2 separate regions of the Homo sapiens genome follow, and region 2 is linked to region 1. A link is an interaction called in ENCODE POLR2A ChIA-PET data of the cell type or tissue named here. Cell type or tissue: GM12878. All regions are shown on one strand. Links, peaks and the distances in the headings refer to the core of each region. The heading gives the core; the rest is flanking DNA. Region 1 holds the start of MIR9902-2 (microRNA 9902-2). Region 2 has its middle 5.7 kb from the start of VPS37B.

Region 1 (4,390 bases), core at 119-4,118:
TCGACCTCCCAAAGTGCTGGAATTACAGCCACTGTGCCCAGTTATAAATCCTTTTTTCAATTAATCAAACCCTTGCAGAGGAGACAAACAATGATGTTTACCATTCACAGAGAGAGAGAGTGAGAGAGAGACAGAGAGAGAGAGACCAGAAGCCTGGCTTGTCAGAAGTTCTTACTCTCTTTGCTGGCATACCAGATTTCTGGGTTCCCTTTCCCTGCAGCTTCCAGAACAATGGAAAATCACCACGAGTCAGGCCTGTTGCGCTTCCGCTAACAGTTCCTTCAGGGTTCAGCAAATGTGACAGACCAGACAAACTAGGAGAGCCTGTTGGACTTCCATCAGCAATTCCTGTACATACACAAACACTCAAGTGAAAAAGACAAGCAGAAGGACTTGCAGACAGAGACTCCAGACCAAATCACAAACCAAGAATGTTCCTCCAAACAAGTCCCCTATTCTTGATCCAGTTAGAGCAGACACCCCCTTCAGAGAGGCCAGCAGGTCAGAAGGATGAGGTTGTTGGAAGCACCTAGAATACTCACCAAATCAGACACCCATGATGGGGCTACAGGAGCGGGACATCTCCCCAGGACTGTTTATTGCATTTGAATCCATGCACCATGAGTTGGCAACACCCTGCTGGTAGAGACGGTGCTACAGTTAGCCCCCAGTCCAAGAACTAAATTGCCACTTGGGCGGGCCTCCAGATCCATCGCTGGTGGAGGGCTAACAAACGTCAGGCAGGTATCCACAAGGATGGTCCCGGATGACTCCCCAGATTTGCAACCACCCAGTGGAGTTCTCCTTGTCCACTGCCTAGACAAAGCCAATTTATCAAGACGGGGCCAGGCCAGGTGGCTCACGCCTGTAATCATAACATTCCGGGAAGCCAAGGCAGGCAGATCACCTGAGGTCAGAAATTTGAGACCAGCCTGGCCAACATGATGAAAACCCATCTCTACTAAAAATACAAAATTAGCCGGACATGGTGGTGCATGCTTGTAATCCCTACTACTTGGGAGGGTGAGGCAGGAGAATAGCTTGAACCGGGGAGGTAGAGGTTACAGTGAGCTGAGATCACGACATTGCACTCCAGCCTGTGAAACTCTGTCTCAAAAGAAAAAAAAAAAAAAAAAAAAAACAAGACAGGGGAATTGCAATAAAGTTTAATTCCTGCAGGGCCATCTGTACAAGAGACCAGAGTTTTATCATTATTCAAATCAGAGAATCCGGGATCAGCGTTTTTAAGGCTAATTTGGCAGGTAGGGGCTTGGGAAGTGGGGAATGCTGATTGTCTGGGTTAGAGATGAAATCATAGGGGTCAAAGTGAGTTTTCTTACTGTCTTCTGTTCCTGGGTGGGATGGCAGAACTGGTTGAGCCAGATTACTGGACTGGGTGGTGTCAGGGGGTGCATCAGAGTGCAGGGTCTGCAAAATACCTCAAGCACTGATTTTAGGTTTTGCAACAGTGATGTTATTCCCAGGAGCAATTTGGGAAGGTTCAGAATCTTGCAGCCAGAGGCTGCATGGCTGGTAAACCGTAATTTCTAATCTTATAGCTAATTTGTTAGTCCTGCAAAGGCAGTCTAGCCCTCAGGCAGGAAGGGGGTTCGTTTTGGGAAAGGGCTGTTATTGTCTTTGTTTCAAAGTTAAACTATAAACAAGTTCCTCCCGAAGTTAGTATGGCCTATGCCCAGTACTGAACAAGGACAGCTTGGAGGTTAGAAGAAAGATGGAGTGAGGTTAGATCTATTTCACCATCATAATTTTCTCCGTTATAATTTTTGCAAAGGCGGTTTCACCCTCACTTCAGGTAAGGCATTGTGGGGCAAATAAGAGAATGAACCTCGAAAGGGAAGGGAGCTCAAAGAATCAGAAATGAACATGATCTTGCTCCTCTGATTTTATGGATCTAGACTTAGGGATAATCTCTTGATGCTGGAAAGAGATTGTTGGGAAGAGCTGTGAGGAAGTTCTGGTCTACATAGCAGAGAGTGAACTCATGAATCTGGTGACCCCAAGAACTAAGCCCCCAAAATAAACAGCTGCAAGACAGGTTTAAAGGCAGTAATGCAAAATAGATGCATATATGATTATAACCACCTTTTCCAATATATAGACACATAGACAGATCTACATACATAAATTCTGTCTTCCTCTTCCTCTTTCTCCTTTCACACACACACCCACACACACACACACACACACAGAGCAAATGTAGAAGATACTTTCCAATGGCTCAGCCTGAGTATCAGAATGTCTTTCTGTCTCTTTCTTTCTTTCTTTCTTTCTTCCTTTCTTTCCTTCTTTCTTTCTTTCCTTTTCTTCCTTCCTTCCTTCTCTCTCTCTTTCTTTCTTTTCCTTCCCTTCCGTCCTTCTTTCTTTCTTTTTTCTTTTCCTTCCCTTCCTTCCTTCTTTCTTTCTTTTTTCTTTTTTTTTTTGAGACAAGGTCTCACTCTGTCGCCCTGGCTGGAGTGCAGTGGCCTGATCATAGCTCACGGCAGCCTCAAACTCCTGGGCTCAAGTGATCCTCCCACCACAGCCTCCCAAGTAGCTAGGACTGCATGTGTGTGCCACCATGCCTGGCTAAATATTTATATTTTTTGTACAGATGGAGTCTTGCTATGTTGCCCAGGCTGGTCTTGAACTCCTGGGCTCACATGATCCACCCGCTTTGGCCTCCAAAAGTGCTGAGATTACAGGGGTGAGCCACTGTGCCCAGCCTGGTGTGTGTTCCTGTAGTCTGTTGTTCCATACACAAGTACACAGATACACGTATTTTAAAAGAAAATGGATATCATATTCTGTTTAGAAACTTTTTCATTTAAATATAGTATGATCTTCATCTCAAGTCTTTCATTACTTTTGTCTGAAAGGGGATCACGACCTCACTATATGGCAGGCCCCACGCTCATCGTGCTGGCCACATTGTTCCTCACTATAGTCGGTTGAGTTCTGGTTCCCAACAGCTATGTTCACCCCAAACCTTAGAATACAACCTTATTTGGAATAAGGGTCTTTGTAGGTATAACTAAGGTAAAGATCTCAAGATGAGAGCATCCTGGATTAGGGTGGGTTATAAAGACAGGCATATTTATGGCCGGGCCTGCTGGATCACACCTGTAATCCCAACACTTTGGGAGGCTGAGGCAGGTGGATCACCTGAGGTCAGGAGTTCAAGACCAGCCTAGCCAACATGGCAAAACCCTGTCTCTACTAAAAATAGAAAAATTAGACAGGTGTGGGGGTGCATGCCTATAATCCCAGCTACGTGAGAGGCTGAGACAGGAGAATCGGTTGAGCCCAGGAGGCAGAGTTGCAGTGAGCCGAGATGAAGCCACTGCATTCCAGCCTGGGTGACAGAGCGAGACTCTGTCTCAAATACAGACCAAAAAAAAAAAAAGAAAAGAAAAGAAAAGAAAAGAAAAGAAAAGACAGGTGTCTGTAAGAAGAGGAGAGGACACAGAGGGGACCACCATGTGGTGACAGGGGCAGAGATTGGAGTGAAGCGTCTACAAGCCAAGGAAAGTCCAAGAGTGCCAGCAGTCTCCGAAAGCTCGGAGTGAGGCATGAAACATTTTCCCTTAGCCTCCAGATGGAACCAACCCTGCCAACACCTTGATTCTGCACTTCTAGCTTCTAGATCTGTGGGAGAATACATTTCTATTGTTCCAAGCCACCCAGCCACAGGAAATGAACATGCAGTCACCAACCTAATTCTCACCTCAGGGCCTTTGCACTTACCATTCCCTCTGCTTGGCGTGTCTTTCCCCCAGACTTTTGCATTGCTTTTCTGTTTAGTCATTCATGGCTCAGCTCAGGGTCAATGCCTCATAGAAGCCATCCCAGTCACCCCAGCCCCGGTTACTTTTTATCCCCATTGTCCCACTCCACCATAGTCATGACACCCATAGCCACCCCAAGGCTCCTTTTTATTCCTGCCTGTCTCCCCACTCCAAAAGTCAGCTCGATGAGAAGAGGACTGTGGCTGCCTTGTTCCTTGTTCTATCTCCACCACCCAGAACAGCGCCTGGCACACAGTTGGCGCTTAATACATAAAACTGATGGAATGAGGCTGGGCACAGTGGCTCACACCTGTAATCCCAGCACTTTGGGAGGCTGAGGCAGGTGGATCACCTGAGGTCAGGAGTTGGAGACCAGCCTGGGCAACACAGCGAAAGCCCATCTCTACTAAAAATACAAAAATTAGCCAGGCATGGTGGTGCACACCTGTAATCCCAGCTACTGGGGAGGCTGAGGTAGGAGAATCACTTGAACCCAGGAGGCAGAGGCTGCAGTGAACCCAGATCACACCACTGCACTCCAGCCTAGATGACAGAGTGAGACTCGGTCTCAAAAAAAAAAAAAAAACAAAGAACTGATGGAATGC
Region 2 (4,390 bases), core at 286-4,285, 190 kb after region 1:
AATACAAGAATTAGCCAGGTGTGGTGGCATATGCCTGTAGTCCCAGCTACTTGGGAGGCTGAGGCAGGAGAGTCACTTCAGCCTGGAAGACGGAGGTCTATAGAATGGTCATAGGAGGGGAGGGTGAATAAATGACATTATGAGAACTTAAATGTCCAACACTATGGGAATGGTTAAGTAAATTGTAGTAAATCTGATCAATGGTATATTTTCAGCCATTAAAATAAGATACGCAAAGACTATGAAGCTACGTGGAAAAAGCAACATGAGTTAAGGTACAAAGGCAAAATATAAATGTAGGCTGGGCATGGTGGCTCACACCTGTAATTCCAGCACTTTGGAAGCCTGGGGTGGGAGGATCCCTTGAGTACAGGAGTTCAAGGCCATCCTGGGCATCAGAGGGAGACTCTGTCTCTACAAATATAAAATTAAAAAAAAATAGCCCGGCACGGTGACGCATGCCTGTGGTCCCAGCTACTTGGGAGGCTGAGGTGGGAGGATTGGTGAGGCCCAGGAGGTTGAGGCGGCAGTGAGCTGTGGTCGCACCACTGCACTCCAGCCTGGGCAAGAGATTAAGACCCTGTCTCTTTCTCTGTCTCTCTCTCTCATTCTCTGTATGTGTGTGTGTCTGTGTATATATATCACATGTATAATGTGTATACAGACTGATTATAATGAACAAGCTATATTTCTATAGGACAAAGACTCGAGGGTAACAAAGTATTTAAGTTGTTAGTGGAGAAGTTAGTGATTTTTTTTTTAAGGTTACAACAATGCTTGTGGATTGAAGTTTTTTTTGGTTTTGTTTTTGTTTTTTTGAGACAGAGTTTCGCTCTGCCGCCCAGGCTGGAGTTCAGTGGCATGATCTCAGCTCACTGCAACCTCCGCCTCCCAGGATCAAGTGATTCTCATGCCTCAGCCTCCTGAGTAGCTGGGATTACAGGCACATGCCACCACACCCAGCTAGTTTTTATATTTTTAGTAGAGACGGGGTTTCAACATGTTGGCCAGGCTGGTCTCGAACTCCTGATCTCAGGTGATCCACCCACCTTGGCCTCCCAAAGTGCTGAGATTACAGGAGTGAGCCACTACACCCGGCCAAGGATTTTTGTATTTTTTTTTTTAACTAAAAGGAAGAAAACGAATATAACTAATGTAAATGTAGCTGCTCACAACCTCAAGAAAAACAAAAAAGAGTTTATTAAATATCACTGGCAAAACCAAAATGGTCACCAACAAAAATAATAAAATCCTGCAAACCCAAACTTACGTGCTGCACCAACCCACAATAAATAAAAATGTATTGGGTGATATGCCATGAAACAGAGCAGGGCAGATTTTCACAGCCTGATTTTCACTAAACTCCCTGCTGGAGTGTTACTGAAAATTCACTTTTCTTACTATTTACTTAAAGGAAGATGGGGGTCTTAATCTTGCTCTTTTTTTTTATCTCTCAACAAAAATGCTTCTGTTTTGCATCATTATTTCATATTTAAAAAGAGGTGATAAAGCTATTTTTACCTCTTGTGTTGATCAACCCAGCCAGGGAGAACAACTGCAAGACCACTTAACTTTTTTTTTTTTTTTTGAGACGGAGTCTCACTGTCGCCCAGGCTGGAGTGAGTGGCACAATCTTGGCTCACTGCAGGCTCCGCCCCCTGGGGTTCACACCATTCTCCTGCCTCAGCCTCCCGAGTAGCTGGGACTACAGGCGCCCGCCACCTCGCTCGGCTAATTTTTTGTATTTTAAGTAGAGATGGGGTTTCACTGTGTTAGCCAGGATGGTCTCGATCTCCTGACCTCGTGATCCGCCCGCCTCGGCCTCCCAAAGTGCTGGGATTACAGGCGTGAGCCACCGCGCCTGGCAAGACCACTTAGCTTTTGCTTCCCTTATGAATGATTTCTCTGGTCACCCCTAGAGAGGACCCCAACTGTTTTCAAGTCCCAGAACCTTGCTTTCCTCATTAAAATAGCCTTCAGAAAGTGGCCCTGCAGCATTTTTTGCCTGATTTGCCTTGACACCGCAGATAAACCACAGAGGCAACAGCCTGTTCTCTGCTTATATGCATTGCGATAAGCCTGACAGTTTCAAGAAGATTAGGTTCATCCACTAAGAAATTAACTCAGCTCTAACATTCACCTCGAACCCTGACAATGTTGAAAAACCTTACGTCTAAGTGGTTATAACACTTGAGTTGGTTTACACATAGGTAAAAGTACAAAGACAGGATTTCCAGGCATTGGGTTTGCAAATTCTCTAGAGAGAAACTAGAAACTGAAACCCTCTCAAGGTGGTTTTTTGTTTTGTTTTGTTTTGTTTTTTTTTAGGAAACCTTTATAGGTTTTTGTTTGCTTGCTTCTTTAGTTACAAAAGTAATTTGCACCTTGAATTTCTTAACTGAGTCATGGGCTTATATTATTATCTATTCCTTTTGATAAATTTGAACTATTTATAATAAAATATACAAATTAACATCCAAATACTTAAAAATAACGTTTGTTTACTGTAAAAACTGTCTAAACTGTGAGAAGTGTGTAAGCTGAAAAGTTAACAACAAACCCTATTGAACCCATGTCCCAGAGGTAGCCACAGTGATCAGTTTTGTTTCGGTTCTAGAATTTTTAAAAAGATAAACATGTACGGGCTGGGCGTGGTGGCTCACGCCTGTAATCCCAGCACTTTGGGAGGCCGAGGCGGGTGGATCATGAGGTCAGGAGATCGAGAACAGCCTGGCTAACATGGTGAAATCCTGTCTCTACTAAAAATACAAAAATTAGCCGGGCGTGGTGATGCATGCCTGTAATTCCAGCACTTGGGAGACTAGATGGGAGGATCACCTGAGCCCAGGAAGTCGAGGCTGCAGTGAGCAGTGATCGTGCCACTGTACTCCAGCCTGGGCAACAAAGGGAGACCCTGTCTCGAAAAAAAAAAAATTACCTGGGTATGGTGGCACATGCCTGTAGTCCCAGCTACTTAGGAGGCTGAGTCAGGAGGATTGCTTGAGCCCAGGATTTGGAGGCTGCAGTGAGATATGATCGTGCCACTGCTCTCCAGCCTGGGTGACAGAGCGAGACCCTGTCTCAAAAATAATAATAAAATGGCATAAAATAAAATTCAAATAGTAGATAAGGGGGTCAAACAAAAACCATTAACAACTTGTGTTTCCTTCCAGAAGTTTTTTCAGTGCTTATTCAAGCAACTATATTCATATCCACCCTCCTACCCACTTACTTTTTTTTTTTAAAGCAAGAGAGATCACACTCTACTTATATGGAACGTGTCACTTTGCAATCATATAGCTAAGGACAAATCAATATAACTCCTTAGCGACATTAGCTGACCCATAGCTGGTTCCAAAAACTCTTGAAACCTATTCAACAGGTGTTGCCTGAATTTACCTTTCCCCTAGTAGTGCTGAAAATAACGTTGGTGTTTTTTTTTTTTTTTCCTTTGAATTCCATGCAGGGTGTTTTCTTCTTTTTTTTTCAAGTGAAGATTCTTCTCAGCAGAAGGTGTTAATCCAGGCACTAAATCTGGAACATTCTAATCACTGTGAAATTTTGCATGTCTCGTCTTAGGCAGAAAATGTGTGAAGATACCAGTTTATTCTGCTCTTACCTTGCGGTCCTTCTCGAGGTGATTCTGCATATGCTAATGATCTTATGTCAGCTCCCACCTCAGTCACCCCCACCTCTTCACCTCCTGGACCTGTTGCCCTCAACGTCAGTGCTACAGAAACCCACCTAGTTTACGCTCTTCTTTCAAGAGGGGGGTGCCTTATCTGATGCACTCGAAATCTACTCCCTCCTCCCAAGCCTTTCTATTTATATAACTGCATAATGTTTAACTGTACAGGGAAGCTATGAATCCTGTATTCATTTCCTATGCTGTGACAAACAACCACTAACTTAGTGGCTTAAGCAACACTCATTTCTTCTCTTACAGTTCTGCAGGTCAGAAGTCCAAAATCACGAAGTCCTAAAGTCAAGATGTTGGCAGCCCTGGTTCTTTCTGGAAACTCAGAGGGGAGAATCAGCTCCCTTGCTTTTCTCCCAGCTTCTAGGGGCCTCGGTCAATCTCTGCCTGTTTTCAGATTGCCTCCTCTGACCCTGACGCTCCTGCCTCCCTCTTAGGAAGCCTTTTGTGATGACATTGGACTCACCTGGATAGCCCAGGCGCCACTCCCCACCGCAAGGCCCTTCGCTTAATCAGACCTGCAAAGACCTTGTACCACACAAAACAACGCTGGCAGGGCATGAGGATGTGGGTGTAATTGGGGAATTATTATTTAGTCTTCCACGCCATCATCCTTTACAAATAAATAAATTAGGACAAAGAAACTAAGTTCTCCTTGGCCACCAACTGTTCATCCTTTCTCCCCATGGGCGA

What was found. Peaks named below come from ENCODE experiments on the same cell type or tissue, not always from the same donor. Only the 100,000 strongest peaks of a DNase experiment are listed, where the experiment ranks them.
Region 2: POLR2A ChIA-PET joins it to region 1 with 5 read pairs; 2 of 35 experiments call an interaction of 5 or more read pairs at or near these places.

Annotation. Positions count from the first base shown.
Region 1 is chr12:122,709,207-122,713,596 of GRCh38, forward strand. It overlaps MIR9902-2 (microRNA 9902-2), which reads right to left and starts at 218; the gene lies at 126-218. In GM12878, for the core only: no CTCF peak of the experiment used is centred there; no DNase peak of the experiment used is centred there.
Region 2 is chr12:122,899,651-122,904,040 of GRCh38, forward strand. No RefSeq gene overlaps it. Among named protein-coding and RNA genes, the nearest start is that of VPS37B, 5.7 kb to the left of the region's middle. In GM12878, for the core only: no CTCF peak of the experiment used is centred there; a DNase peak (open chromatin) is centred at 2,171; H3K4me3 peaks cover 590 bases; H3K27ac peaks cover 1,520 bases.